Linked DNA regions of Mus musculus: all the other regions are linked to region 2. The links are chromatin loops, found by intact Hi-C in ENCODE. Cell type or tissue: heart. All regions are shown on one strand.

Region 1 (4,000 bases), 430 kb before region 2:
TCTGAAAACCACAAGGTGGCGCTCTTTTGCTTTTTTTAAACCTAAAAGGGGATTTTTCTTTCTTTCTTTCTTTCTTTCTTTCTTTCTTTCTTTCTTTCTTTCTTTCTTTCTTTCTTCCTTCCTTCCTTCCTTCCTTCCTTCCTTTCGTCCTTTCTTAATTTAACATGGGTTATGCTGATTGTTTGAAATCTCTTAAATCATCTTTTAAAATCACCTGAATGATTTCACATCGTATTTACAAACTACTTGTAAACCTGATTTTTCTCCCAGTTATCACAGACTGATCAAATTGCAATGCTATTTTTTAAAAAAGCCACCAAGACAAAATAAACAATTAAATCACTAAAATAAAGTCAAAGATAAATTGCTTTTTAAATTAAATTTTTAGGTTGGCATGAAAAGTGGTGGGTTTCAGATCTTCAAGCTTTTTAAGGGAGGCACTTTTTCAATTGCATTGTCTCCCCAGCCCAAAAACAGTATTCTTAACAACCTTTCTGTGCCCACTCCCCAAAGAAGGCAGCACACAAAACACACACTGCAGCCCATGGCCTGGACCAGGAGAAGGAATGTGTTAGGAGGAGGATGGTTTGTGCTGTGCTTTACGGCGCTTTCATTATGATCCCAGGGAAAGATCTTTAAAAGAATATTGTAATAAAAATGCCTAAATATAAGAATAAAATCAGTGACACCAGTGAGAGACCTGCTAAGGATGGAGTTAGAAATCCAGTTTTTACTTTCAGCTGGTATTTAATGATTGCACAGACCACGGGACACAGTGTGAGATGATGCATGCGTGTCCTCATCTGTTTCTTGTCGCTGAGACAGAGTACTGACGGGATGAACTAGGGAAGGAAGGGTCTCGGGAGCCTCAGCAAGAGAATCTAACAGCTGATGCAGTCTAGGAGATAGAAAAGACCCTGCCATGAAGCTACACTCCACCTGACCCGAGACGCCACAGAAGGGGAGTGTGGAACAAAATTAAAATTAAATTAAAATTTTAAAACAAGGTTTTAAGGAGGAGTTTGCTTTTACAGAGAATGGCAGGTGAGAGAGGATGTCAAATTCTAAACGTTGTGTTTTCAGCCTAGCTAGGGGAAAGGTGAATAACGTAGTCTGCTCTCTGCTCTGTGAGGAACACTACGAACAGGAGCAACTTGGAAAGGGTTTATTTGGCTTGCAGGTTTCAGTCTGTCATCCAGGTAAGTCGAACTCGGGACAGGAACCTGGAGGCAAGAGCTGAAGTAGAAACCACAGACACACCGCTTACTAGCTTGCTTTCCTAGGTTGGCTCAGCCTGCCTTCTCTTACTACCCAGGCTCATTACCCAGGGATGACGTCACCCACAGTGGGATGGGTCCTCCCGGTGGGCCCTCCCACATCCATCTGTAACCAAGAAAATACCCTACAGACATGCATACAGGCCAATCTGATGGAAGTTATTTCTCAGTTGAGGTTCCTCTTCCAAGGTAACGCTAGGTAGTATGAAATTGCCAAAAAATAATCAAGACAGTGATCATAAAAGATCAGAGGAGTTTGTGAGAACCGAGTTGCCGAAGGTCTTCCAACAAAACTAAGAAGTCTTCGTTTCCTCCAAGAACCATGGAAAAACTCCATGCTGTGAGTTAAACAGATGCAATAGCTAACTTATGAGTGCTCACTATCCAAAGGAACAACATGTTGAAAAATCAGGAATATCCAAGCAAGATAAACAGATTTGACAAGATTCATTTGATTTTTGTTATCCATTATGGGTGGGGAGATGGCTCAGCGTTTAAGACACATGATGATGGCTCACAAGCATCTGGAACTCCAGTTCCAGGGACCGGATGCCCTCTTCTGGTCGCTTCAGGTACTGCATGCACATGGTGAACCGATATGTAGGCAAAATGCCCATATATATATATATATATATAATTAAAACAATAATAATATTGGGATACAGGATCCATATTCAGTGCCAATGAGTTTTTCACACTAGCTCATTTTAAAAATTTTGAGACTTTCTCCTCTAGGTGTAATACCCTATTACCCTCATACCCTTAAATGAATTACTATATTAAAAGAAAGTGAGATTTCAATATTTCGGTTTCTGAAAAAGCCAATCACTAATTTCCCCAATACCTTTCTAGTCAGGAGATTTCAAAAGTAGCGAGTCCAACTTTTGCTCTATGCTTGGGTGGTTCAAGACCCCTGTGCTCTGTAGGTCCAGGAGACCTGCGCTGCACAGTCGATGGCACACTGGGAAGACTCCTACTTGCTTCAAAGCATCGTGACATCACCTTGTATTTCGACCTGAAGGGTCTTTTCAAGTTATTATAGCCTGCACTTTTAAGTGTAGTATGGACTTGAACAATCATAACTTCCTTAAAATTAAACAACACATACAACTCAGAGAGAAAACACCTTTGAAAGAATGGCTTCCCGATACCCAGAAACGGCTGTCCAGGAACCTTGTCTCTGGAGGTTAGCATTAATCCACGTGTTAGATCATGTGAACAGTCCATAGCCATTTACTTCCAGGCTGGTGTTTCTTGCTAATATTTACATCATTCAGTTGATTTGTTTTACCCTGTGAAGAAAGGGTTTGGTTTTCATCAGTTGAAATACTGTGGGGTTTTGGTTTTGGTTTTGGTTTTGGTTTTGGTTTTGGTTTTGGTTTTGGTTTTGGTTTTGGTTTTGGTTTTGGTTTTGGTTTTGGCTTTGGCTTTGGTTTTGGCTTTGGCTTTGGCTTTGGCTTTGGAAGTGGCACAGTTTTTAAATTTTATGGCATGATTTTAATGTAACCATGAAGACACCTGCGTCCCGTGCAGCCACTGCCTTATGTCAGTGTATATCTCCTCTCATTTCTTCACTTCTTAGTTACGTGAATACATTGCCCTGGCTACTTAGACAATTAAGATCTAGACTTGCTAGGTATGTGTTGTCCTTGCAGCAGAAGGGCACAACATAGAGAGAAGCCAGTGATTAGGACTTTGATTTTCTTTGACAGTGCTATGGATAGAACCCAGAGCTCGGCATGAGTTAGGCAAGTACTGGCCCACTGAGCTGCTGGCCATTCACTGTCCTGGGCTGCATGTTCTCTCTAAGGCACAGAAAGCACAGATGGCCACTGCAGTAAGGCTGCGTGGGTGAGCCAGCGGTGGCTTGGACTCCAGAGACAACCAGCGAGGCTGGAGAAGGGTCTTGGAAGTCGTAAAGCACCCAGACTCCATCTGTCCTTGTTGCTTTGGTCCAGCTTTGGACCCCACGGTACAACATCCAGATGTTGCAGTAATGTCTATTGATAACCCTCTAATAAAGAAGCCCATGTCAGGCGAGCAAGCCTGGCCCCCTCCTTCACCACCCCCTCTTACTTCTCCCCTCCTTCCGTCTTTCCTCTATATCCCCTTCTGTTGTTTAAGACAAATTGTCTCTCTCTACCCCAGCCTGCCCTCGAATGACCTGCCTGCCTCATCTTGAGTGAGGGGATGACAGGCTGGTGTGCACCACCACATACGGGCTACTGAGCTTCCGTTTGTTCCTTAGATGCTGTGGAGCCTGTCTTTAACCCCCTCCCACTCCTTTGCCCTTTCTCTCAGAACCCATCCATTCCTCATCCTGCTGAGGACACTGACAGCGTAGGTCCTCTGCTGAGTCCCTAGTAACCGCCTTCACTGGAAAGAATAACGTAAGCAAATGTCTTTACTGGATGCGAGGATCTCTCCCACTTGCTTTAGTACAGGACAACTCCGCGACACCACCCCATGCTAAGGACACGGAATTGGCTGAAGATTTGCTGAGACTCTATTGCAGTTGAAGTGTTCCTCCTGCCCATGTGACTCCTTCATTCCCCTCCTCCACCCCCTGCATCCCCCAATAAACTTCACGCGTGGAAATCTCCATCTCAGCAGCTTCTCAAAGGGTCCGAATGCCTTTGTTTTTTAATAGTAAATGTGCTGATTGTAACCTTGGGAGATAGGTTGATTTGATGAATCTATTCTACGTGGGAGTCCTTTGGAAC
Region 2 (4,000 bases):
TGCGCGCCCCGCCTCTTGGACGCCTCCGCCTCCGCACGCCCAGCCCATCGGCCCGCCTCAGCCTATAAACGCCCCGCCTACCTGGCCACCCCGCCCATTGGCCCTCCTCGCCCTCTGTACGCCCCGCCCAGTAGCCTTCCTCGCCCTCTGCACGCCCCGCCCCTGGCTGCCTCGCCCTCTGCATGCCCCGCCCTCAGGGACAGTTACCGGCTCAGGCCGCGCGCGCCTCCGCAGCTCGCCAGAGATCCTTCAGACTGGCTGGAGCGCCGCGTTGTCGCCCGCGCCCGCTGAGGGCTCGCGGCTCGGGCGCGCCCGGCGCGAGTGGCGAGCTCCGGCCGTGCGCTGCGACGAGGCCAGGCGGCGGGCGGTTAGCGCTCCGCTCGGCGGGCGGGGAGGACGGGCACGCCGGGCGCTGCACGCCTCGGCGGGCGGGTTCCGCGTCCCAGGACCGAAGCGGGTCGGTGCCCCCGTGTGGAGAGAGGGGCGGCCGGGCTCCCTGGACCCGGACGGCCCCCGGCTGGGCAGGAGGCTGGGGCCAGGGGCCGGCCATGTCCGCTCGCGCCCCGGTGCCCGCCGCTGCCACCCGGGAGGACCCGCCCGCCGTGGCCGGAGACCGGGACGCGCTGTTGGCAGCGACGAGCCGGCGGGCGGAGCAGCCGGCGCCCGGCGAGCGGGAGGGCAAGGAGGCGAGGGAGGAGCGGGCCGCGGCCGCCACCAGCGCGGGTGCGCGGGGAGAGCCGTCGCCGGCGCTCGTGCTGGGACACAGCGTGCCGCAAGCGGCCGTGCCCGTGAGGCCGCTGGCGCTGCACCTGGCGCACAAGGCGCGTGCGCCCGGGGGTCCCTTCGGCGGGGAGGCTCCGCCGCTGCCGCCGCCGCCTCCGCCGCCGCCACCACCACCGCCGCCGCTGCCGCCGCCAGCACCGCGGGACCCACCGGAGGACGCCCGCGAGGACCCAGCGGCAGCCGGCCCGGAGGACAAGCCGCCGCCGCCGCCGCCAAAGGGGAACCCGTGGACCAAGAAGCTGCCGCAGCACCTGTCCACCGTGGGCACCGGCGTGCCGTCGCCCGCTCAGGACTCCCCGGAGGCCGGTGAGTGCGGTCCGCGGGAGGTGTTTGGTTCCTAGGTGTCATTCACCGTGCCGATTTACATAAATGGACATCTAGGAGAGGGAGCGACAGGAAGAGGTGGGACCTCAGGTTCTCCTTGACGGGTAGGGGCACGACGTGGGTGACTGGGCAGCGGGGCTGTGCTGGGCTCGTGCCTTCACGTGTCGGCGTCCTAGACGCGGTGAATACCGTGGAAAAGTTTCCGGGAACTTGACACAGAGTAGAGGCGAGTCGGGACGAGCGGATTTGTAAGTGGAAGTCCGATTGGGCTGGCTCCTGAAGTGAGGTGGTGAAACGAAAGTCTCGAAAAGCTGCTAGGTAGATGTGGCTGTGAAGGCAGCTGGTATTAGGTGTTTTTGCGGTTGTGTGGTTGTGTTTCAGAATGCCTGACACAGGACAGTTGATTCAGAGTCCGGATCGCACAGCTGGTCCCACGGTAGCCTGCGCGTTAGCAATTGGGTTGTGCCTTTGCGTTCGAATGCTGACCCATGCAATATGGCCCTTGGGGCTTTATTTGGGTTGCAGCAACTGCAGTTAGAAAGTAAAATGAAGACTGGCTTGTATTTGGTGGCGTATGCCGATTGATGTAGAGGATTAGGCGTTCGAAGAGAAGTCAAAAAGAAAAAAGTTAGAATGGAAATGCTGAGTAAAACTCTCCTTTTTCTTTTTTTTTCTTTTTTTAATAAAACTGCACTAAAATAACTGAACTTTTCTGTGGGAATTGCGGCTGTTTTGTTGGCAAGTTTTCGCTGGTCTGGGGAGAGTTGGTGGAACAGCCGAAGTTTGAGCATGTTTATGGGGTTGTGAGGGTCAAATGCGGTGAAGGGATCCTGTACAATTGTGATTGTTTTATCTCTCCTGTAGGGGGAGATAAATGTTGAACCAATTTAGTTTCTTAGGTTTTGCACGCAGAACCAATTTAGTTTCTTAGGTTTTGCACGCAGAAATGCTCACTAACTTATTTGCTTTTGTTATTTTGCTTGCTTTTTGAAACACTATCTACTTGTGTAGCCCAGGGGGTTGTGGAATTCTTGATCCTCACGTCACTGTCTTCTTCAAGATACTGGGATTATAGACATTCTGCTCTCCTTATTAATTCTTACTAAATTTTGACACCTTAAGGAAAAACAAAACAAAAGCACTGAGTTTTGCTCTCCATCTTGTATTAGTACAATTCTGGCCTGCTGAAAAGAGCAGTTTACTACCATTGCTAAATAAGTGAAGAGAACATGGTATATCAAGTCTTCTTAAAATTTCGTAGAGAAACCTGTTGATCACTCTGTTACCCCTCCATATCTAGATTTACACAGAGTACTAGGCATTATAATATTTATTGAACTATGAAATATTAATCGAGTTTTTTGTGTGTTTGTTTTTGTTTTGTTTGTTTGTTTGTTTTGTTTGCTTTTCGGTTTTTGGAGACAGGGTTTCTCTTTACAGCCTTGGCTGTCCTGGAACTCACTTTGTAGACCAGGCTGTCCTCGAACTCAGAAATCCACCTGCCTCTGCCTCCCGGGTGCTGGGATTAAAGGCATGCGCCACCACCGCCTGGCTCCGAGTTTTTATAAACTCAGTTTTCTAGACTTTAAAACGTTTCAAAGTGAAACTGGAGATTCTTTTCCCCCCTCATGGGGATGAGCCTAGGGCTTTGTGCTTGCTGGGCAAGTGCTTTATCATCAAGCTGTATGTGCAGATTTTCTAGCCCCTCCCCCCAAGAATTTTATTGCAGATTACTTGGAAAAATATTTGACAGTTTAACCTACTTGTGCCTTGGATCTCCAGTCCTCCTTAGATTAAGGATACAGTGACTTACTGGGAGTGTGGCCCATACCTATAATTCCAACAAGGGGATTATGAGCTTGAAGCCAGCCTGGATTACACTCAAGACCAAGGTCTCAGAAAATCAGAAGCCAGGCCTTTAATTCCAGTACTTTTGAGGGAATGGCAGTGGATCTCTGAATTCAAGGTCAGCCTAATCTACTACTTAGTTTCAGGACAGCCAGGGCTATGTAGACAGACCTTTCTCAAATTCAAAAGGAGCTCTAGTTGCACCAATGTTTCTGTATTAACAACTCTTACATCCTGGGGTCACTGCAGTACTGGGAATGCTTTTCCTCAGATCTGTGGCAGGGTGGCAGTGCTGACTCTTAAGCTGTTCTACAGTGTCTAATGGGTAACTTAGAGTGGTGGTGTAAGGAATGTACTGCTGAAAGAAATGGGTGATAGTATAGTTATTACTAACTAGCTAGTTGACTTTTGGCATTATTCTTGTAAATTAATGACATGGATAGGTTCATGTCTTCTATTTGTTGTTTGTTTTGATAAACATTTTTCTGAATTATAGAGGCTAGCAACAAACCCAGACCTCCATCTAGGCTGAGGTAATGGTCATGAAGGAGCCACGGCTCCCAAATCTTACTTAAAACAAGAGTGCTTTCTACATGCAAGCCAGATGCCATGCCCTCCTTCTTGTTTTCCTAAGAAAACTGAATAGGGTGGGCTACAGCTTGGACAGATAGCTCAGTAGTTAAAAGTGCTTACTGCTTTTGACAGAGCACCCATATCTGGGTCACCCAGTTATAGAGGATCTATTGCCCTTTGGCCCCTGAGGGTATCCTCACATGGGTGGTGCACATACACAAAAATAAAAATAAGGAATCTTCTAAAAGATGAAGTTTCAAAGGGGGGTGTGTGATAATAAGCTGTACAGTGGTACATGCCTATAGTCCAAGCTACTCGGAAGTTGAGACTAGAGGGTCAACTATACCTTGTAGTTTGAGACCAGCCAAAGCAATATAGTGAGGTGGTAGGGCTGCTGAGGTGGCTCAGAGCTTAAGAGTGCATAGTGCTTTTTTAGAGGATATGTGTAATTGCAGCTCCTAAGAAACTCAAC
Region 3 (4,000 bases), 640 kb after region 2:
GGACAGGCAAGCATTCCACAAGAGAGCAGTGGCCCCACACTGATACTGAATGGTGCCTCATTTTTTGGGAGCTCAGAAACATCTTTGTACAAGGTAAACTAGGAGTGTATTCCTGTGCCCACCGTCTTCAGCTCTAGGCGTGCTGTGATGGTTTCCCTTACAGCAGTACCCAGTGCCCCCCCCCCCCCCATGACATTTTTAAGGAGAAAAATCATCTGCTATTCAAAATTCTACTTACTGAGAATTTTCTGTGTGTGTGCAGACTGGTTTGAACTCCTCTGAATTCTGAACGTCATATCTGCATGTTCTCTGTGAAGTAGTGACTCCCTGTTGCAGGGAGGTCTCATGACTTCCTGTTCTGCTCGTTCATTGGGGTCCCATCCAGCCTAGGATTTCTGTGTCTCACCAGTGGAAGGGGGCTGGAGGTTTTCATACTGTGAACGGTGCTTCTTAGTGGCGATAGCTTTCTCATGGCTTCGTAATGGATAATTTATGTACAGCAAGCTGCACATGTTTAAGTGTATGCTTTGAGAGGTTTAGCTGTGTTTGCATGTATTATGTCATCAAAATCAAAATAACATGTCCATCCAACTTTGCCCCAGGCAGCCACTGAGCTGCTGTCGGGATAGATGAGTCTTCATTTCCCTGAACTTTGCATCAGTGTAGTGTACCTTTGCCTACTCTGGCTCCTTGGATTCATTCACTGAGTGTATTTATTTCAGTATTTGTCTATGTTACACGAAGCACGTGCTTCACACCCATCTGTTTATAATGTGTTCCTTTTTATTGCTGGCTAGTGTTTCACTGAAGGGATGTGTCATGGTTTATTTATCCTTTACAGTCTGGTGGTGAAGTTTTAGGCTGTTCCTTGGTTTATTATTTTTAATTTTTAGGATTCTTATATTTTATACCATCACTTTCCCTTTCTGTTTTCTTCCTCCAAACTTTTGTACTGTGCCCATGCTCCCTGCTGCCTTTCACATTCATGGCCTCCTTCTCTTTGGCTTATAGTCAGTAAATGTCTTGTTTTTATGCCCATTTTCTATCTCCATATCCGGGTTGTGGGAGGGAAGGTGTAAGAAGCCTCTGGCTGACACAGAGTCCTCTGTGGACTTCACCCACACTTCCTTCTCAGGGACGACCAGTCTCATTCGCAGTGTGCTCACATGGTTTCGAGAGTGTGTGGCATTTCCCATGCATTTTGAGTCCAAGGACTATTATTGCTTGGAGTTGGCACTGGAACCTCGGGTCTGGAGACTGCTGGGCAGGCTCTGTGCACTAGGCTGCACCCTAGCCCCACTTCCTGCTGAATCCAGAGGATCTTCTGGTGTGGTCACAGAATGGTACGAATCACCTATAAGGGTGGAGTTTCATTCCACAGGAGTGATGGCGCCAGATGATCTAGTACTGGTATTGAAGGGTAGCTCAGAGACCTTCCTTCCTTCTCAGCCCTCTCACAGTCCCTGTGGCTGTGGCTAAGAATTGGATGAGAGGCATATGTGCAGGAGCTGTGTCTTCAGTTTGTTGATGTGTCTGTCTGCTGATTCTGGGCCAGGAAGGGCTTGAGTGACAGGGGGCTTCACTGTCAAATTGGTGGCTCTCTTAGGCTTTTGCTTTTTAACATCTTGGGGTTTTGTCAGTTTCTGAGAAGTGACAGGGTTCAGTGCCCGGGTGCTGTAGTGACAGACAGGAGGTGACATGAGTTATCTGTAAGTTAGGGGAGAAATGAAGGTGGTTGGGAATGCTGTTCCCATCCGGCTGCAGTTGTGTGCCTGCAGAGAGGCCACTGTAGCTGGCCACACACATGAGAAGGGGCGGCAGCAGGGCCGGATAGGCAGGAGGAGGAGCTAGGGTTTTGAGGCATTGGAAGGTTGGCCTAGGACTTGGCTGTTGACTGGCTGCCTTCTGAGGAGGAAGGAGGAGAGTCTGACTGACTTGTGGGTTTCTGGCCTCTGGTAGAAAAGGCCGTGGGATTCATCTTGGGGGCCGGAAGAGGTGAAAGTGAGCATGTTCATGCAGAGCACGGAGCTTGGGATTTTTGCTCAGAGCTGACAGATTTTAGAATGACTGGGAAGTTGATGTCTACCACCAAGGTGATACTGGCTCTGCAGCGAGCTGAGAGCGCCTAGTCTAAGAGTGCAACTCTCTTAGGCTCCCCTGGGTTCTGGTTAGAGACTCGGCTACTTCGGAACTGCTTGGAAATGGAGAGACCGTGAGAATTAGGGCCCCAGGGAGCAAGGCAGTGTGGCTTGAAGGGGGCATCTCAGGCAGGGGAGCTCAGTGCTACAGGAAAGTTTCAGGCCTGGAAACACTTAGGATTTGGGGTTTCCTGGTGATCAGCTACAGGAGGGATTGGGGCACCTCGGAAGAGCAGTGTAGTAGGTGATGTTAAAGCTGTGTGGAGGTTTCTGATTTTTCTGTGCCTCGTGGAGGCAAGTGTTTTGGGCAGGACCTTAGGTTGAGCCCGGTGATCCTGGCTGAAAACTTCCGGCATGATTTCTAGTTCATGTACCAGTGTGGGTCTGTGAGCGTCTTGAGCACAGCTCGGAGCCTGGATTATGCTGCAGGCTCTCTTGGCTCGCTGTTCACAAGGCAGAGCACCCTGTACACTGGAGCCGACAGTGATCACCTTAGAAAATGACTGGAAGGAAGGAACCCTGTCAGAGCCAGCCAGGGTGATGGCACTGCAGGTTCTCCTCCTTCGCTGAAGGTTTCTTGTAGGGGAAAGACCTCTTGACAGCTCAGTGACCTGTGCTTTTTTGCTTGTTTGTTTTGTGCTCTGTGAGGATGTGTAGATAGGTGTGGAGACCAAAGGTCGGATAGACTGCCTTCTCCTTTGTCTCTTCCGCCTGACTTTCTGAGACAAGGCCTTTCACTAAACCTCTGACGTTCAGAGTCCTATCATCACCATGCCAACTCTTTACTTGGATGCTGGGGACCTGAACTCTGGTCCTCAGGTTTGTGCAACTAGCGCCATATCGCCGCTCAAATACTGAGCCTGTATTTTTTTTTAATGGTTCCTGTTTGGATGTTTGTTTCCTCAGGCTTGTCAACGACATGGTCCCAGCATTCTCGATCCCAGCATGGGAGGAGTAGTACCTGCTCTAGACCTGAAGATCGAAAGCCTTCTGAGGTACTTCTGAATGCTTGCTTGCCTTGATCATGTGTGCTGTAAGTAAGTGCATGCGAACCTGCCGCCCACATGCCTGCCCCATGCTGTGCAGGTCTGGGCAAGTGCCCCACTTTATACCCCGGCAAGATGGTGAGAAGCAGATGTGTGCCTTGTTGCAGGAAGAAGTGAGCTAATTAATACATATAGGCTCGAACACGCAAAGCATGTTACACGTATATCATGCGCAGTGAATGTTAGCTATTATTATTAATTGTATTCTTTTTTTCCTTTCCTGTTCCGTCTTCGCTGGCTCCCAACAAGTTTTCCTCTGGCCAGGACATGAGCGGGTTCAGCTGCTGCCAAGTCACTGCCAGCCTCAAGTTAGTTTTAGCCATGGATCTGTGGCTTATTTGGCAACAAGCCAATGTGACTCTGGGAGTTTCGTTATGCTTAAGGCTTTCCCCGTCTTTCCCAATTTGTTTTCACATTTTATGTTTCCCTGATGCCCTACGTTTCGTTGTTCATTTCCCTGCTAAAATCATTTTTAGAGGCATCTGTCTCCCGCCAGCCTCGGTTGCTTAGGGGCCCCGTTGTCCTGAGACCTGCTTTCTCTGCGGCCATTCCGAGGCGCCGGGCATTGAGACCCAGGTGTCTCAGCCTGTCGGGTTCTCAGGGAAAGCTGTGGGAAAGTTGTTCTGGCATTGCACTGTTTGTGGGATGAGCTCAGTTGGCTTGTGGTGTGGTGGTCACACAGCGACAGGTGTTTCTCAGAGTCCCTTCCCATGCTGCCCCCATATAGCTGGAGAGTGCCTTGTCTAGGAGCGGAGGAGTTTCCTGGAGATGGAGTAACATCCCCTGCCAGAAAGCACTTAAGAGACCTGTTCCAGC
Region 4 (4,000 bases), 130 kb after region 2:
ATAGAAATTAGAAGCGTCTTCAGTGTCAATAAATCAATCAGGGGCAATAAGGAAATTAAAAGGAAACCTAGCTTAAAAGTTGGATGCATACCTTCCAATAAGGGGTCACTTTGGTCTCTAGCTTCATTCTTACAACTCACGCTCTCTCTTCTCCTCCCCCTCCCCTTCTGTCTTTAAAGTTTAATATTAAGCACTGCATAACCAGGCCGCACAATGTTGTTCAATTTTATGGGCTACCAACAGATACCCGGGGTCTGAAGTTTATTTGCACAATCTGCAATATAGATTACCACTACACTGCAAAAGGGCCTCTAACGGCAACTACCTTCCACGTAATTTTCTGAAAGTAAAGTTGTAAAACCTTCAGCACATGCAGGGCAGGGGGCGAGAAGTTCGACGCTTCTAGGTTCGTGCCCCCCCTCACCCCCCCAAGGCGTCTCATTCTGCTAAGGGAAAATACAATAATTTATTTTCAACGGGTATTTGAATACTTATTTTACTATTAGCAGAGAAAGAAGGAGAGGAGGGAAGGAGGGAGAGACTGAGAGAGTCGGAGACAAGAGACACGCCTGCCTCCTGGGCAGATGAGCTCCACCCCCTACACTCAGGGCCAATATCTTTGCCAGTCTTACTTATTAAGGTTTACGTTCTGGTCCGTCCTCATTTTACATACAGTTGTTAATCTTGGAAAGCATCTTGGAGCCCAAACCGACTTTTTAGAAAAAGAATGAAAACGAGTCCGGGGTGGTTGTGAAACCGAGCTCCAGGGCTTGGGACTTGAAACTACGTGTCCCTAGCCCTGACTCTCGGCAGACAAGTCCGGAGAAGGGAAAAAGTAGGCAAGTGTCAAACAGACAACCCAGAATAAGAAGAAAGCTGTCTTAACACTGGGCCAAAAACTTTGGATCGCCACTTTAGCCCTCTTGCCCCGACAAAGCCCAGAAATCAAAACGCTCCGAGGAAAGGTTGAACGCCAACGTGACTAGAGACAACTCTTAACAATTTTGAGAATTTCAGCCCCAGGAAAAGCTGCGAGGAGATACGGATTGGGAAAGGCAAGGAACGCCGAGCGCAGGTCTGTGGGGCGCCACTGAGCCCCCCACGACGCCCGCAGCTGGGGGCGTGCGCGGGGCTGCGGTCCAGGAGCGGGGCCGCGGCGGGGATAGGGTGTCCCGGATCCCCACCCCGACACCCCTCACTCCTCACCGGGGCCGTAGAACTTGCTGCCTTTGGTCACGTCGAAGACTTTCCCATTGACCGCGAGCAGGATGCGCGGCGTGCGCGCCCCGTCGTACTGGCGCAGCTGCTCCAGGCTGAAGTCCCGCTTCTTCATGCGCGGCAGCGTGGCGGCCGGGCTCTCCTCGCCCGCCCCGGGTCCCGAGCACAGACCACGCCGCCCCCAGCGCACCCACAGCCGGTAGGCCCCCAGCAGCACCAGCGCCACCAGCGCCACGTTCAGCAGCATCTCCCCGCCCGTCGCCAGCAGCGCCGCCACCCAACTGCTCCTCGCCGCCGTCGCTCCGGCGCCACCCGGGCTCCCGTCGCCGCCACTCTCCCCGCCGCTCCCCAGGGTGCTTAGCTTTACGTCCCCATCACCCGCCGCCATCACTGCCCGCCAGCGCCTTCCTCCTCCCGCCCCCTGCCCTCCCCAAGCCCGCGGCCCTGCCCACCAGGCGGCGCTCAGCCAATCACGTGAGGGGCTGGGGCGTGGCAGCGCCGGCTGCTTATTGGCTGTTGGCTGGGTAACGTTGTCTGGCTTCGCTCTCGCAGCTCGGGCTCTGGCTGGCAGCGCGCGCGGGCAACGCCCCGCCCACCTCGCCCCACACTTCCCTGCTCTCACAGCCCCAACGCTTTCAGCCTGGGGAGTGTAAGGGAAGGGCGGGGCTGAAGAAAAATAGAGTGTGCGTGGGGCGGGGGGGGGGTGGGCCGAGCCGGCTGTGCGCGTGCGTACTCGCGCGTATGGGCGGAGCGCCGTCAGGGCGCGTGCGCGGGCCCTGGGACGCCACGCGCTGGGCTCTTTTTAGCAACCCCTCCCTGCTGCGCGCGCGTGCGCCCAGAAGCGGCTTCTCTCTGAGACGGCTGGTTCGCGTCTGTGACGACGCACGGCGGAGGCCGCAATAGAGCGTGAGCTGCGGGGCCGCGTGTGAAGCTGGGCTTCGGGCACTAGCCCTAGCAGCGCCGGACACTCGGGTCCCGGCCCACGCTGCTTTTGGGCAGTGCTCCTAACAGGAGTCGGACGCAAGCTCTTCTGCGCTTTGCTCCCCGGCGGTGGGCGTGCGCGGATAAAGCAGCCTGTGGCTCTAGCTCCATAGCCTTGCTCGGGGCCTGCGAGAGTGCTTTCCAGTGTGAATTCCACCCATCTCGCGCCCTCAGCTAGTTTGACAGGCTTCTGTCACTCTGCTTGTGAGGAAGGAAGATGCATCCAGGGAATGGCCAGTTCCTTATAACTTTGAACAACCGGGGGTGGGGGACAGGTATAGACGAATGGTGGCAGCCTAGGGGTGAGCTACCCGGCATAAAGGAGCTGACTCAGAAAGGAGCTGACTCAGGCTTTGGCGTGAACAGTATAGAAAAGTAGGGATGGGCTTTTCTGGCTGCTATTAGTTTTTAGGTAACTGTCTTTAGTGTCAATGGACAGGAGAGCCCTACCCACTAACGGTACTGGTGATCATAACTTCCCTAGAGAGGTTTTAACACTCGAAAGGATGGGAAACCAGCCATTGTACATAAGACTCATCGTGGCTTTTTTTTGGGGGGGGGGGGGGGGAAGGTGCTGAAATTTTTTTCTGTAATGGATTATATATTTAGGTGCTGTGGGCCATAAGGTCTCTCTGTCCCAACTGTTACATAAATAATAGAGAATGAGCATGATAGTGTTTCTATTAAAAATGTACTTAGAGACACCGAAATTTGAATTTGTCATGAAATACCGTCTTTTTGTTTTTGAGACGGTTCAGTGTGTTCCAGATTGGCTTTGCACTTGATATGTAGATGAAGATGGCCATGAACTTGCATACCAGCAAGCACATTCCCTTGCCCATCATTATGACTTTTAAATCACTTAACGTTAAAGTCGGTTCAGCCCCTGAGTAGGTATAGAAACAGCCTGTAAGCTATATTTTGCCAATCCCAGTCTGAGAATTTTTTTTTTTTTGAGTCAGAGCTGTTGTCTTTAATTGAGAATTAGTAAGTGACCATATAATCTTTACACTGCAAGAACGGGAGTAAAGCCAGATTGGCACAGGCCAACCTCAGTAGTCACCAGAAGGGTTAGAAGTCACAGTTCCTGTGGGACTTGCTAACAGAAAATGGAGATGTCAGTGATGGAAACTGGTTTTGGGAAAGAACGGTGGTAGCAATCTCAAGTATCTGTCAGTTGAAATAATGGCAGTAGGAAGAAAGGATCTCGGAGGTTTCATAGTAGGCATCTTTCTGTTCAGAATTGGGTCACAGGCTCTCCTTAAAACATTACCGTTTAGTGAGATTGCCTTTTGTTACATGGCTTTGGGGAGTGCTTAGGGAAGACTGTACTGGACATGGGGCCATGGCTGGTCACTTAAGGCATTATGACATGGAAAAACCTCTTCCTTACTAGTGCAGACTTGCTCCCTTGGAGGGTGCTACCAACTGAGAACCACTGGTATTAACTTGGCCAGGCATAACTCTGAGCTAAATTATGAGATAAATTTGTGCTTCGCTTAAGTGGTTTAGAAGAGAAGAATTGAAAAGCATTGTATTTCTGTTGCCTCCTACATGGGATGGGCAATGTTGGATTGCTGATACTGTCTGGTGAAGCAGAAAGCTTTATGCCCTTCCTAAAACAAATGTCTTGACTTCACATTAGAAACCCTACTCTCACTTGGAGTCCTCTGAACAGGTTATCCTTAAGGTTAGCCTCCTGAACTAGTCCAAAGGAGTTTTTTATTTTTTCATTTTATTTTTGCACTGTCATAGTAATGTCTTCTAGTAGAATATTCCCGCTTTGAATACCTCAGTAACT
Region 5 (4,000 bases), 650 kb after region 2:
TTGGTTAGTTCTGTGTATGAATATTGTGCATGTGTATGTCTGTGCACCACCTAGAACGACTGGTGCCCAGAGGTCAGAAGAGCACGTCAGGGGTCTCCGCTGGAATTGGAGCTCTGCGATGGCTGTAAGACACTGCCTGTGCTGGGAACTCTGAGTAGTCAGTGCTCTTAACTGCTGAGCCGTCTCTGACTCCCTTTTCGTGAGCATTATTTCAAGGTGGCAGTAGACCCACCTTGGTGGGGGCTTGCTGTTGTCTTTTAGTGAAGGTAATTTAGAAAGCTTAAGCATAGATACAGGGGCCTTTTACCCCTCATGTAACTTAACAGATTTATTATTACTTTGTGGTGGTGTGTGTGTCTGTCTATCTGTCTGTCTGTGTGAATGCTGGAGGAAGTGAAAGTTGGATCCCCTCAGCTGGGCATATAGGTTGTGAGATATCTGATATAGGTGCTGTGAGCCACACTGGGGTCCTTGAAGGGCAGCAAGTGCCTTTAACCACACAGCTGTCTGTCTGTCGAGTTCTGTATTTGACTTTGAATGTGGTGGTCAAGTGATGTGGATTTGCGTGGGGACATGTGTACCAGGCAGTTTTGTGATTTAGAAAACTGTCCTGACGTACTTTTCTGTGAGGCCATCAGTGACTCTCGGAGAAAGTGGAAAGTTGCTTGTGTGACCTGAGCTCTGTGTTTTATTATTGTTCTTTAAAATAGCCCTGGCTGCCTGTATCTCAGTGTATAGGCCAGGATAGCCTCCAACTGAGATAATCCTCCTGCCTCTGCCGCTGAGTGCTGAGATCACACATACTCACTGCCACACTCAGAGATCTGGGTTACCCCTTTCTCTATAATTCACCTCTAGGGCTTTAGAAAACTCCATGGCTTCACCAGCGGTGGCCCCGTCTCAGCTCATCTTCACAGGGAACCCTGAGACGGACCTGTTTTGTATCTGGGCTTTGTGGTCCAGAGGGCGTCTTGCCCTGGAGTCCCTGTGGAGGTGTGTGTGATGGGAGGCCACACGACTGCCACTGTTGCTGCTGCCTCTCATTGACCTAGTGACCCTGAAGTCTTCTGACATTTGCTGTTACGAGATTTCTGCTTGAAATCCAGTTGTGCTCTGTGCTTCAGAAGTCTGTAAGCTGCCATCAGGGCTGTGTGCCAACACCTTAGCATGTGGGTGGCAGAGTTGGCCCTGATGACTTCCGCTTCTTCTGCTCTCGACACTTCACGCTCACTTTATTTTACTTTCCGTGAGATTCTTCATGGCTTGTCTTTAAGGCATACTTGATTAGTGTAGATGTGCCTTTCCAGTAAACGAGATCCTCGCTTCAAAGGGAGCTCTAGAACGCCATGGCGTTTGAAGCCCTCCTACTACTGTTGAGATCTGTAAGAACACTGCTTTGCTGGTAGACTTGTTGACCACTGCTCATTCGTGGCCGCGCGGAGCTCTCAGGACTGCGGTGTTACTGTTTCTTTGCTGAGCTCCGCTCTCATCCTTGTGTTTTCCTTCTTGTGTCCTGGGCGTTCGGATTTCATGGTGGCTGTGCTGTTTCTGCCTGGAGAAATAGAGCCAGGTTCCTGTGACTTCCGACTTGCAGTTCATTTAAGGATAACGTTGTGAACTGTCTGGGTTTTAAAGGGCTGTCTGAGCACACTCCCGGTACTACCATGGGTTTGTTTATTTACTCCCCTTATTGAAACATTTGCTTTTTCTTTCTTTAAACCAGCATAATGATTTCAGTTGTAAAAGCCTTAATTTCTGCAGTTTGGGTTGTCTTGTGTAATTTTGCCAACTTGTGCAAAACAGGCTTTGTTTTTAAACATCAGCGAAAGAAACCAAACTCTCATTTTGAAATGTCTCGCTCTTCTGCGGCTGTCTGTTCGCATGAACTCTGTTGGACTCCAGTAGGAGGAGTGTGTCCAGCTTGAGCAGCGAATGGTTGCCCAGCCACTATCACCTTGGCTTTGGTGCTTTGTTTTGCCTTCGTTCCGTGTCACGCCCATCATGAAAGCAGAGAGAGGTCTGTTGTACCCTCTTGAAGCCTGCAGCCAGGTTGGAGCATTGGCTGCTCAGTGGTTGGAACTGTCTTATGGCTGGGTCTCTTCCGCACCACAGCAACACTCGTTATTTTAGGATCCCTCTTGTCAAGTTCTTGGGACTTCCTGTGCTGAAGACACATGTGGCGTGTCTTTGGAGCTCAGGCACATGGGTGCTTGGAGGTGGGCTGGCATATTTCCTCGAGGGTCAGGATCACAGTTAGGTGGATATGGGCATGTCTACTTTGGTGTGGCTCTGTGAAAATCCTTCTAGATTGTTTTTCAGTTCACAAATAGGGGCTGGGCGATGCCTCGTAAGACTTGCTGACCGCCCTTCAAGAGAACAAAGGCTTGATTCCTAGATCCCACATTGGCTGCTTACAGCAGGCCATTACTCCAGTTCTAGGGGATCCAGCACCCTCTTTTGGCCTCTGTGGGCATTACACAGTGTGTGGCACAGTGATATATAGAGGCAAGACACCCATACACATAAATAACAAAGTTGTGGCCTTACAGGCTTGCTATGGGATCCTCAAGGTGCCAGAGGGCAGTTGGCTATGTCGTACATGTGCCCTGGGAGTTCAGCCAAAATGTTTGCTGTGTCCCAAGAAAGGCGGAGCTATGAAGCCGACCCGCAGCGGAACCAAGTGGGTCCACGTCAGCTGTGCCCTGTGGATCCCTGAGGTAAGCCTGCTTTCTGATAGCATCTTAATTGAGACAGTCCTGGTTTCCTGCTGGGGTTGGGTAGGTGGGAGTGAGTGACTCACAGGCAGCAGTAGAGCTGCTGGGTCCCCTCTGTCCCCAAGCTGATCCTGAGCAGAGCGGGTCTGTGGAGGGGCTTCCTGGAGGCAGCAGTGGCCTGGTGTCCACAAATAGCCCCACTTTTCCATTTCTGGAAACCCTCACGTAGATGACAGCACTCACAGGCCAGGCCTGGCACCTTCACGGCTCTGTCCTGAGGGTAGCCATGCTACTGTCCCTGCCAGTTTGTGTTTGCCAAACTCCGAGTGCAGTACCACAGTGCCCTAGGTCACACTTCTGTGAGCTTTATTTAAATTCTTCCTCGGCTTCCACCTTGTTAATTTCAGGTCTGCTCTAATTTATTTCCAGTCCCAGACCTTAACTAATTTAATTTGCATGGCTTGTGATGAGAATATCATTTGTCATTTAAATTCCAGTATTTTTGGTGTGTGATTTGCTGCATTTTTTTTCCCTCCAGAGGAAAATTGCCTGGGTATGATTTACATGGGAGTTTCACTGGATCTTTTGGTTTAATATTAACCAGTTTGCAGTTCATTATTCCATATTTATCTTGCTAGATTTTTACTTTTAATATAGTTATGTGTTCTGATGTAATACTATTAAATATAGTTTATCTCTTTGCTCATTCTATTATTTAAATATGTTTACAATGGGTTTTTAGTCCTTAAAAATTCTTGTCAATCTAAAGTCTTTTTTTAAAAAAGATTTTATTTATTTGATATATATGATGTACTGTAGCTGTCTTGAGACACACCAGTAGAGGGCATCAGATCCCATTACAGATGGTTGTGAGCCATCATGTGGTTACTGGGAATTGAACTCAGGACCTCTGGAAGAACAGCCAGTGCTCTTAACCTCTGAGCCATCTCTCCAGCCCCTAGCCTTGTTACGATAAGATAGATGTTTTTGCTATCAGATACTTGAAAGAAGTGAAAACTTGTAGAGAGGTCTATAAAGACTGGCAAGCTGGTATCAATGGGGGCTGATCTCTGGGCTCTGCTGCTGCTAGTCCAGAGCTGGGCCCTGGGGCTAGCCCTCAGGTCTGTGTTACGACTCTGATTATCCGTGTCATGCCCATCTGGCTATTTTGGATCTTTAGGTAAGCATTGGCAGCCCTGAGAAGATGGAGCCCATCACAAAAGTGTCTCACATTCCCAGCAGCCGGTGGGCGCTTGTGTGCAGCCTCTGCAATGAGAAATTCGGGG
Region 6 (4,000 bases), 150 kb before region 2:
AGGAACATACTAATAAAAATAATTGCTGTTCCTGATAAAAAAATAAATATAATATATGCAATATTAATCTTCTGGGGGGATTAAGATAGCTTGTAAAAAAAGGATATGTATCCTCAATCTAGAAAAACATTTATGTCATACACTTTAAATTTCCAAATTATCTCAGCCACAGAGTGGTGGTAGTGGTGCACTCCTTTAATCCCAGCACTCCAGAGGCAGAGACAGATCTCTTCACCTGCTTTACAGAACAAGTTCCATGACAGCCAGAGCTACACAGAGAAACCCAGTCTCAAAGTCTCAATGAAATGCACATATTCTAAAAGTCTTAGATGGTTAAGCTACAGTCAGCTGTTCATGAGTTGAAAATTTGAAAGGGTTTCTTAAAAAAAAAAAAAAGCTCTCTAGTTAGGTAATATGAGGAAGGAGAATGTTTTAGAGGTAAGAAAGGACTGTTATAAGCATGTCTTTACTAACTTATCTACAAAATTTCCCCCTTTGGATAAAGACATAGATTCAAGATGGTTCACACAGCCCGGAAGTCTCACAGGCAGCATGATGTCAGCAGAGTGAGCACACTTTCCGCAGTGATGCTTTGGCCACCTGTTTAATCTCACTGTCAACAGGATAAAACTGATTTCCTTAGTGATCAGAGATGACAAGAATATAAAATTAATAGAAGATAACATAAACTAAATTGTAATCCATTGCTAAAAGAAGAAAACATTGAAATCACATTAAAAAGTCTAGTAGCCAGGTGAGTACTAGTGAAACAGAGGGAGGGTGTCCATTGCAAGTAAGTACAAAGTCAGGTCTACAGAGACCTTGTCTTAGTAAGTAAATAAAAACCTAAACACTGATAGCTACTTTAATGACATCATATTTGCCAGTTTGAAGAGTATTTGTGGCTTATAGAAGATCCAAAAAAAAAAAAGATGTAGTAGAGAAAAAGTTATGCTAAGAACATACAAAAAGGTAAGTGAAAGGCTAAGAAAAAATGATTCTACAGGTTAAAAAAATGTTTCTGTAAATATGAGTAGTATAAATTAAAACTTTAGAGCATAAAGAGGGTATTCTTTGATTATAGAGAATTCATTAGAAATATATATGAGCTCTGACACAGGTCTGAGAACATAGACTGCAGCTGACAATGAAGTGATAACACAAGGCAAATATATAAAGCAACAAAAAGTAACGAGGGCATGGATTTATATCAACAGACTATTAATGGGCTCTGATAAACTTTAAATACATGTGAAATATTTACAAAAACTCTGAGGCCACAAAATAAAGCCCAGGAATACCAAAGACATCTGCAAGACTTTTAAGCAACAGTCTAAATCATCTATGAAACTAGATCGGGTAGCACACATCTAAAATCTAGCTCTGGAATTCAAGGCCAGCCTGAGGTGCATAGCATGACCCTGAGTCATAATAATCTTATTTGCCTATTAAGACACTGCAAGGGAAATTCTAATATGCCAGTGTGCTTGAAATTAGAATTCTAGAATGTTAAATCATGTTGAAAATTGAGAGTGCTTCTATGAATGTAAACATTCCTTAAACTACAAATGAATCCATTAAATTGCAGGTTTTTGTTTTTGATGTGCAATCATTCCTGTGTGTACGTAAATTACGTGTTCATTATAAAGTATCTTCACACAAGCTCCATCCGGCAGGCACGGTGCTTTGTTTTCAAACAGCTTTGAGAAAGTTCTGTACATGAGATCAGCTTTTTTGTTTGTAGATTTTATTTTTATAACGTGAGTTTATGTGAGTATAGGTTTGTGTACATGAGTGCTATGTCGATAGGAGCCAGAAGGTGGCATCAGAGCCCCTGGACGTGGATAACAGGAGGCTAGCTGACAGCATTGAGTACTGATAGGCAAATATGGCTCTCTCCCACAGCAGCTAGGTCTCACTCACTATGTCGGTATCTCCTACCCCTGAGATGTGCACAGTGTCTGAAAAGCATGAAACTTGTGAAGTGATGCCTTGCTTGCAGGATAACGTGTTCATTTAAATATGTGTGGAGGTTGGCCTTAATTGTCTCAAGGATACTGCAGCCAAAGACAAAAAGGTCCTAAATGAGGACCTCACTCAGCATAGAACCTTTTAAAAGTGCCCGCTAGCCTATTCCTCTTATTCCTAACTATAAATTGCCCTTGGAGACACAGGCCCCCACTAAGACGACTCATCTTTGTTGATAGACCCCCTGACCACCCAGGTGCCATCATCTCTGATTTGCTGTCTTTCCAAATGAATCTTTCCTTGCCTCACTTCTTGTCCTGGAATCACTGGCATTTGGGGATAGCAATCTAGACCTGGATTGGAACACTATTAGGAGTTGAGATAAAACACAGACACAGAGAGAACACACTATTGAGGATCTTCAGAAAACAAGTCACTACTTTGGATCTTTTTGCATCTGATTAAAAAATCTCAAAACAATTAGGCTAAAAAGCAAACCCCTGTCGGATTATTTACTAGCAACTAATGTAAAGATCCATACCACTACTCTTTCTTCAAAACATTTTTAGAGGAAAATGACTTAGCCTAGGTCACTCACATATGGCTCAAAATAAATTTGTAAGATTGGTAGCCCAGGTTAGCCTGGAACTCCTTAGAGTCCAAGAATGGACTGACTCAACCCCAGTGCGTCGCTGTGTCCAACCTTTAATATCTGTCCGGGCAGCGGGTTGCTGGGAAAGAAGAAACTAGAACCCAAGGACATGTCCACGCTTGGAAAGCATTTTACCACTTAGGTACATCCCCAGGCTTTTTTTACTTTAGAGTCGGTGTTTTCCCTATACAGTTCATCTTAAAGCACCACACATTAATAGCTGTAAAAAAGGAAAATGGCACAACGGTGTACATGGTGGGCTGGCGGGTTCGGGGCTGTTCTAAGGAAAGTAATGGACTTTTCCCCCTAGTTCTCTTTAGGCCAAACCTACACACTTATTTAAAAGACTTTCTGCGGGAAGCCAAAGCCCTATTATCCTTCAGGTCAAAACGTAACCTATTATTAGCGTCCGCGCTACGGTCAGTCGTACACTGACCGCTTTCCGTCAAACTTAAAACCCACTTCCGGCCTAGAGCGAGGGAAAGCCCCTGCTGCGCATGCGTGTCGGTCTCCGCCTCTAAGAAGTGGAGAGTGTGCTGACGTCACCGCCAGGCTGGCTCGTTCGGAGACCGGCGGGAATTTTTCAAAATGGGAGCTCCGGGGCGCCGCCCAGGCCTCGGGAGGTACCGGGGGTACCTTTCGGTGGCGTTGGCGGCGTCGCCAGCGGCGGCGTAGAGAAGGCGTCCTGATGGGCGCCAAGACCTGCTGGCTTCTCGGAGCGCTGCCTCGGAGGGACTGCGAGAAGGCCGAGCCCCGGGCGCCGGCGGCTCGGGAACATGGCGGCGTGCATCGGGGAGAGGATCGAGGTGAGGCCGGCGGGCGCGGAGCTGAGGGAAGGTCCGATGGAGGCGGACTCTGGTATTCCGGGACCCAGTGAGCTGAGGTGAACCGAGCGCAGTGCTGAGGGGAGGTCCATTGTGGCTCGGCACAAACACACGGGAGACCAGACGGGTTAGCGGGCTGAGGCTGAGGCCCAGTCTGGCTCAGGCGCTCACTGGTGCTCAGTGACACTAGTAAAGCGGGGATGAGGCGGGCAGGCGCGGTGGCGGTGGCGGGGCTGATCGCCGAGGGACAGGCGAAGCGACCCGCCCCCTGGAGCCCCGCCCGGAGGGGAGCGCCTTGTACCCCGCAGGTGTGTCTCCAGCTGCGGGCCCCGCCCGGTCCTGGTCCCTTGGCGTCGGGTCCGCACTCCCGCCTCCAAAGCCGCGCTCCGCTTGCCCCCTCCCCGGGGATGGCGGTTACCGTGGCGGGAGCTGCGGCGGGAACCTGGTGGGCCAGAGGAGGGACCCGAGCTAACCAGCTCATTAGAGTCCTTAGCCTCCATCAGGGAGGGAGCTCAGAAAATCTCTCAGAGCGTCAAGATGCCTTCCACCCCAGACA
Region 7 (4,000 bases), 210 kb before region 2:
TAGAGACAAGTATGCTCACTACTATTCCTTATAGTCTACATTTTATTGGTGATCGTACTTATCATTAGAGAAAGCAATAATAAAAGGACAAAATGAAGGAGGTCCTTCACAGGCTATATGTTTTGAAACCGAGAGGGTCCAATAAGCTAAAAGAACCAGAATCTACAATAGAGTGCAGCAAGTTTCCTAGCTACAGGATCAATATAAATTACCATTATCCTTATATTCCAATAGCAGCTAAGCATAGTTATATTGACATGTTGATGTCATGCATAAATGCTGTGTTTACATTTAGCCTGAAAACAGTCCAGGGAGTAATATTATCTTAAGAGACACTGAGCCCACGGCTTGGAAAGTAATTGCCAAAGGTCCTAGAGGCAGTAAAGGTTATGTATGCCTGGGGTTACTACATGAATCCATGTAACTTCCAAGTGCTTGTCCTGTTTTAACTACTAAGTACTCATTTCCTCCTGTTAGCTGTAAAGAATCAGAACTCTTTGTTCCTGGCATCAATGCCTTCTTTTTACTTAATATTTTAAGGGTTTAATAGGAAAAAAAATTTTTACACGTGAGATTCCAAAAACATCATACACAAATAAAATGAAATTCGTGGTCCTAGGAGAGCTTCAAGATATCCAGGAATAAATCTAGCCAGCGGCAGATCATTATCCCTTAGGATAATGGCTAAATGGGGCAACTTAGTAGTGGAAGCCACTGAGACCCAGAGTTCTGAGGGGCCAGAAGCATCCAATCCCTGCTCTGTGTGCGCACAGCCTGCTGGGAAGCCAAGGTAGGTGGTCTCCTAAGAAAGTGCTGAGTGGGTCAGAGCATGCCCCCTGCAGACTCTGAAGTCAAAAAAGATTCTTTAGAGACACTAGAGTTGGAACAATAGTGGCGTCCCAGTTGACTTGGTATAGTTCCTAAAATGTATTTTGTATTCATTATAGCAACAGCGGGGGCTATTGCCACACTTGCTGCTGCCGCCCTAACAGCAGTGTTAATAGTGAAGCGATTGAGTAACTTAAGAAGGAGCACAAATACGGACTATGAGAGTACTGAATATGCGGATAAAAATTCCGTGTCAAATTCCAAGGTGAAACAGGAAGCACACAAAAACTTGGACGAGCTGGAAGAGGGATTACACAAGGAATTGGATGAGAAGGGTCACCAGACACAGGAACTGGACGAGAAGGGTCAGAATGTACATGAAGAACTAGATAAGAAGAGCCCACAGATACATGAAGAACTGGACCCTAAGGAACGTGGGACACAGGGGCTGGATAAAAAAGAGCCAAATTCACACTGGGATGTGCATGGAAAGGACCAGGACCGCCAGACTTCGTAAGCATGAGCTAAAACTTGTTCAAGTGCACACAGGCAGCACGCCTCCTCACAAGGCAGGCTTCTTCTCTGAAGCTCCCTGGGCAAGCAGGCCAGGGCCTAGAAAACCACTTTTTCATGGAGGAAGGTGACAGGTTGGGACCGGGCGCAGCAGGGTAGCTCTGAGAAGCGGGCGACCCTGGCACCGCACAATGGGCACCACCTCACAGAGGGGCTGCAGGAGGAGCCTCAGCACGAGCCGCACGCGGGCGGCCCCTCGGGGCTGCGAGGCCGGCGGTGAGATCCCAGGCTGTGGCTCTCGGGGACCCTGGGAGGATGCGGGCGGCCAGAGCGAGCGGTGCTGCGGAGAGCAACGCGGAGGAGGGAGGCGCTGCTAGGAGGGCGGCGCTTAGAAGAGCGTCCGCGAGACACCGCTGCCCCGGCGTTGCCGGGAGACGGCTTCGCCCCCCCCCCCCAGGCGTCGCCCGACCGCTGCCCCGCCCCGTCCCGCCCCGCCCTGCCCCGCGGCTCCGCGGCCTCCCCTCCCTCTTTCCAGCTCTTTCTCGAACCTGCCACTCCGCAGCGAGCCGTTGCCGAGCGCTGACGGGAGCGGCCGAGGGCGAGGCCGCCCAGCCTCAGCCGACCGGTGGCTCGCGCCTCCCGGGGCCGAGCGCGCAGGCGCAGACCGCAGTAACTGCCGGTTGGGGGCGGCGAACCGCAGTGGAGACTAGGCGGCGGGCCGGGCGGAGGCGGCGCGGCTCAGGCGGGCGGCTCCACCTCCGCAGTTCCGACGCCCTGCCCTAGATTTTCCGATAGAGAGTGGGTCCTCTCCTTTGCTTCTCGCAGGAGTCGCAGCGCCCGCAGTGGGGACCCGCAGCGGGACGCGGTCTCCGCAGCCCGAGCCTTAAGCGGGATGTCGGTGGTGGGCATTGACCTCGGCTTCCTCAACTGCTACATCGCTGTAGCGAGGAGCGGCGGCATCGAGACCATCGCCAACGAGTACAGCGACAGGTGCACGCCGTAAGTGCCGCACGCCCCCTTTCCTGGGGTGGGGCCCGGGACGCCCCCTGTGACAGGTGCAGCGTCTACAGCCAGACGAGGAGGGCAGGGGCTTCCCTCTGGCTGCTCGGCTCGCCTCATCTCTGCTTGCCGCAGACATCCCTGACCCTGGGGCCCCTGCGTTGGGCTGCAGGAGGCCATGGGGGGGCCACCTCGGCATGGCGTCCTGGACAGGGAAGAAAGGTCTGAGGCAACCAGAGAGGGGTGACCTGGGATTATCCTGTACTAGGAAGTCGGCTAGAGCTCTGCATTCTGCCCTCCCTCCCCCATCTCCTGAGCGACAGCTTTCTCAGAAAAGTGACCCCTGGTTATTGCACACCTAAGAAAACGAAGGGCAGTTTTCCTAACACTAGAAGTCATTGGCTTTATTTATTTATTTATCTGTCTGTGTGTTTATAGAAAGGAGAGATGAGGTGGTGTCCTTGAGAATTTGAGATGATCTGACCAGTTTCCGGAGGGATTAGGTTAACGGTGCATTCACTATGAGACTCGGACAATGGGAATCTTAGCTGTACATTGGCAGTATCTTTCAGTTAGTGGAAATTGCCGTTGTTAGAAGCTACTACCCAAAGTGCGTGTCTACAGAGTGAATTGTTGGTGAGTCAGAGGCAACGATCCTGTGTAAACAGGATTGTGGAGTGTTTCCATTATGAACTCTTGATGAAAGACTATGTAGCATTATGTCATGGAAACGTGTGTCCACACGTTCACTTCTTTCTCCTTTCTGGAAAGTTTGTTGGCAAAGAACACAACTAATACTTGCACAAGAAAAAACTCTTTGTACACTCTTGTTCACCTATAATTTGATGAGGAAAATTTTGTTCATGTGTTTTTTTTTTTTTTTGGAAAGATGAATGATCCATACTATATTTTTAAATTAAACTAATTCAGCCAAGATCAGTGTAAAACCATCTTTAAATGATGAGGTTAAAATAGTTCTAGTAGTTTAAGAATGTGACAGTATGTTTCAGAGTAGCTTTAGTGAATACAGAATGCTTTGATTTCTTTCCAAATGTAGTCTGCAATGTTTTAGGCCTCCTCTTTTTCTAGATTGACCCATCACATCTCTATTGAAATTCTAGATAAACAAATGTGAACATTAGCCACATAACCACCATAATTCCAGGACCAATAATTTACTCATGATTTATTAATTTATTAAGTATATATTATGAAAAATTATTAAACTTAGAAATATAGGTACATGAAGAGGCAAAATTAAAAATTAAAATTCTATCCAAAAATAAGACTTTTAGGTAGTTTTCTATTTGTTTCTAAAGTAGAAAACTTGACGTTATGTTAACTAACCTCTATGTAAGGTATTTCTATTCCATTGTTTTAGTGTTTGTATAATCATTAATTCCATCCCATATTCTGCTTTCAGGTTGCTCATATTTTATTTTTGCAGATGTTACAATAAGTACCTTTTTGTTTACTTTTACTTTGTAGATTTGGGGTTGGGTTTCATGTGTTTGAGGAGTAACATTCAGTGGATGAAAACTACTGCGGACTTTTGAGATTATTTTGCTTCAGACAAATAATCAATGCCCATATTTGCTATTTTTGTTCTTTCATTTAAATTTGTTTAGGGGGTTTTAAGGGCTGATAGTACAAACTGTAA

What was found. Hi-C counts contacts between places; a loop is a spot of excess contacts. Peaks named below come from ENCODE experiments on the same cell type or tissue, not always from the same donor. Only the 100,000 strongest peaks of a DNase experiment are listed, where the experiment ranks them.
Region 1: a loop joins it to region 2, with 6 times the contacts of the local background. A loop is called at or near these places in 2 of 42 quality-filtered maps.
Region 3: a loop joins it to region 2, with 2.6 times the contacts of the local background. A loop is called at or near these places in 3 of 42 quality-filtered maps.
Region 4: it touches region 2 in a loop (6-fold over the local background); 9 of 42 quality-filtered maps call a loop at or near these places.
Region 5: a loop joins it to region 2, with 2.6 times the contacts of the local background. A loop is called at or near these places in 3 of 42 quality-filtered maps.
Region 6: a loop joins it to region 2, with 6 times the contacts of the local background. A loop is called at or near these places in 2 of 42 quality-filtered maps.
Region 7: it touches region 2 in a loop (2.7-fold over the local background); 3 of 42 quality-filtered maps call a loop at or near these places.

The regions. Positions count from the first base shown.
Region 1 is chr3:40,523,716-40,527,715 of GRCm38, forward strand. No RefSeq gene overlaps it. Among named protein-coding and RNA genes, the nearest start is that of 1700017G19Rik, 2.8 kb to the left of the region's middle. In heart, CTCF peaks have their summits at 7 (motif pointing right) and 1,845 (motif pointing left); no DNase peak of the experiment used is centred here; H3K27me3 peaks cover 769 bases.
Region 2 is chr3:40,949,596-40,953,595 of GRCm38, forward strand. Larp1b (La ribonucleoprotein domain family, member 1B) reads left to right here and starts at 1,055. Exons shown (of 10, transcript NM_001040399.2): 1 at 1,055-1,089. In heart, a CTCF peak has its summit at 1,964 (motif pointing right); DNase peaks (open chromatin) are centred at 116 and 1,156; H3K4me3 peaks cover 2,174 bases; H3K27ac peaks cover 1,658 bases.
Region 3 is chr3:41,585,890-41,589,889 of GRCm38, forward strand. It overlaps Jade1 (jade family PHD finger 1), which reads left to right. Exons shown (of 11, transcript NM_001130184.1): 3 at 3,045-3,133. Among named protein-coding and RNA genes, the nearest start is that of Jade1, 32 kb to the left of the region's middle. In heart, no CTCF peak of the experiment used is centred here; DNase peaks (open chromatin) are centred at 1,202 and 1,842; H3K27ac peaks cover 930 bases.
Region 4 is chr3:41,081,389-41,085,388 of GRCm38, forward strand. Pgrmc2 (progesterone receptor membrane component 2) reads right to left here and starts at 1,658. Exons shown (of 3, transcript NM_027558.1): 1 at 1,207-1,658. The coding sequence starts at 1,606. In heart, a CTCF peak has its summit at 1,676 (motif pointing right); DNase peaks (open chromatin) are centred at 603 and 1,823; H3K4me3 peaks cover 3,027 bases; H3K27ac peaks cover 2,858 bases.
Region 5 is chr3:41,597,473-41,601,472 of GRCm38, forward strand. Jade1 (jade family PHD finger 1) reads left to right here. Exons shown (of 11, transcript NM_001130184.1): 7 at 2,550-2,717; 8 at 3,895-4,000. Among named protein-coding and RNA genes, the nearest start is that of Jade1, 44 kb to the left of the region's middle. In heart, CTCF peaks have their summits at 2,466 (motif pointing left) and 3,559 (motif pointing right); DNase peaks (open chromatin) are centred at 1,989, 2,549 and 2,939; H3K27ac peaks cover 1,266 bases.
Region 6 is chr3:40,796,858-40,800,857 of GRCm38, forward strand. Plk4 (polo like kinase 4) reads left to right here and starts at 3,094. Exons shown (of 16, transcript NM_011495.2): 1 at 3,094-3,426. The coding sequence starts at 3,397. In heart, CTCF peaks have their summits at 1,818 (motif pointing right) and 3,228; a DNase peak (open chromatin) is centred at 3,154; H3K4me3 peaks cover 1,515 bases; H3K27ac peaks cover 1,459 bases.
Region 7 is chr3:40,743,445-40,747,444 of GRCm38, forward strand. It overlaps Hspa4l (heat shock protein 4 like), which reads left to right and starts at 2,169. Exons shown (of 19, transcript NM_011020.3): 1 at 2,169-2,340. The coding sequence starts at 2,234. In heart, a CTCF peak has its summit at 2,054 (motif pointing right); a DNase peak (open chromatin) is centred at 2,007; H3K4me3 peaks cover 2,559 bases; H3K27ac peaks cover 1,844 bases.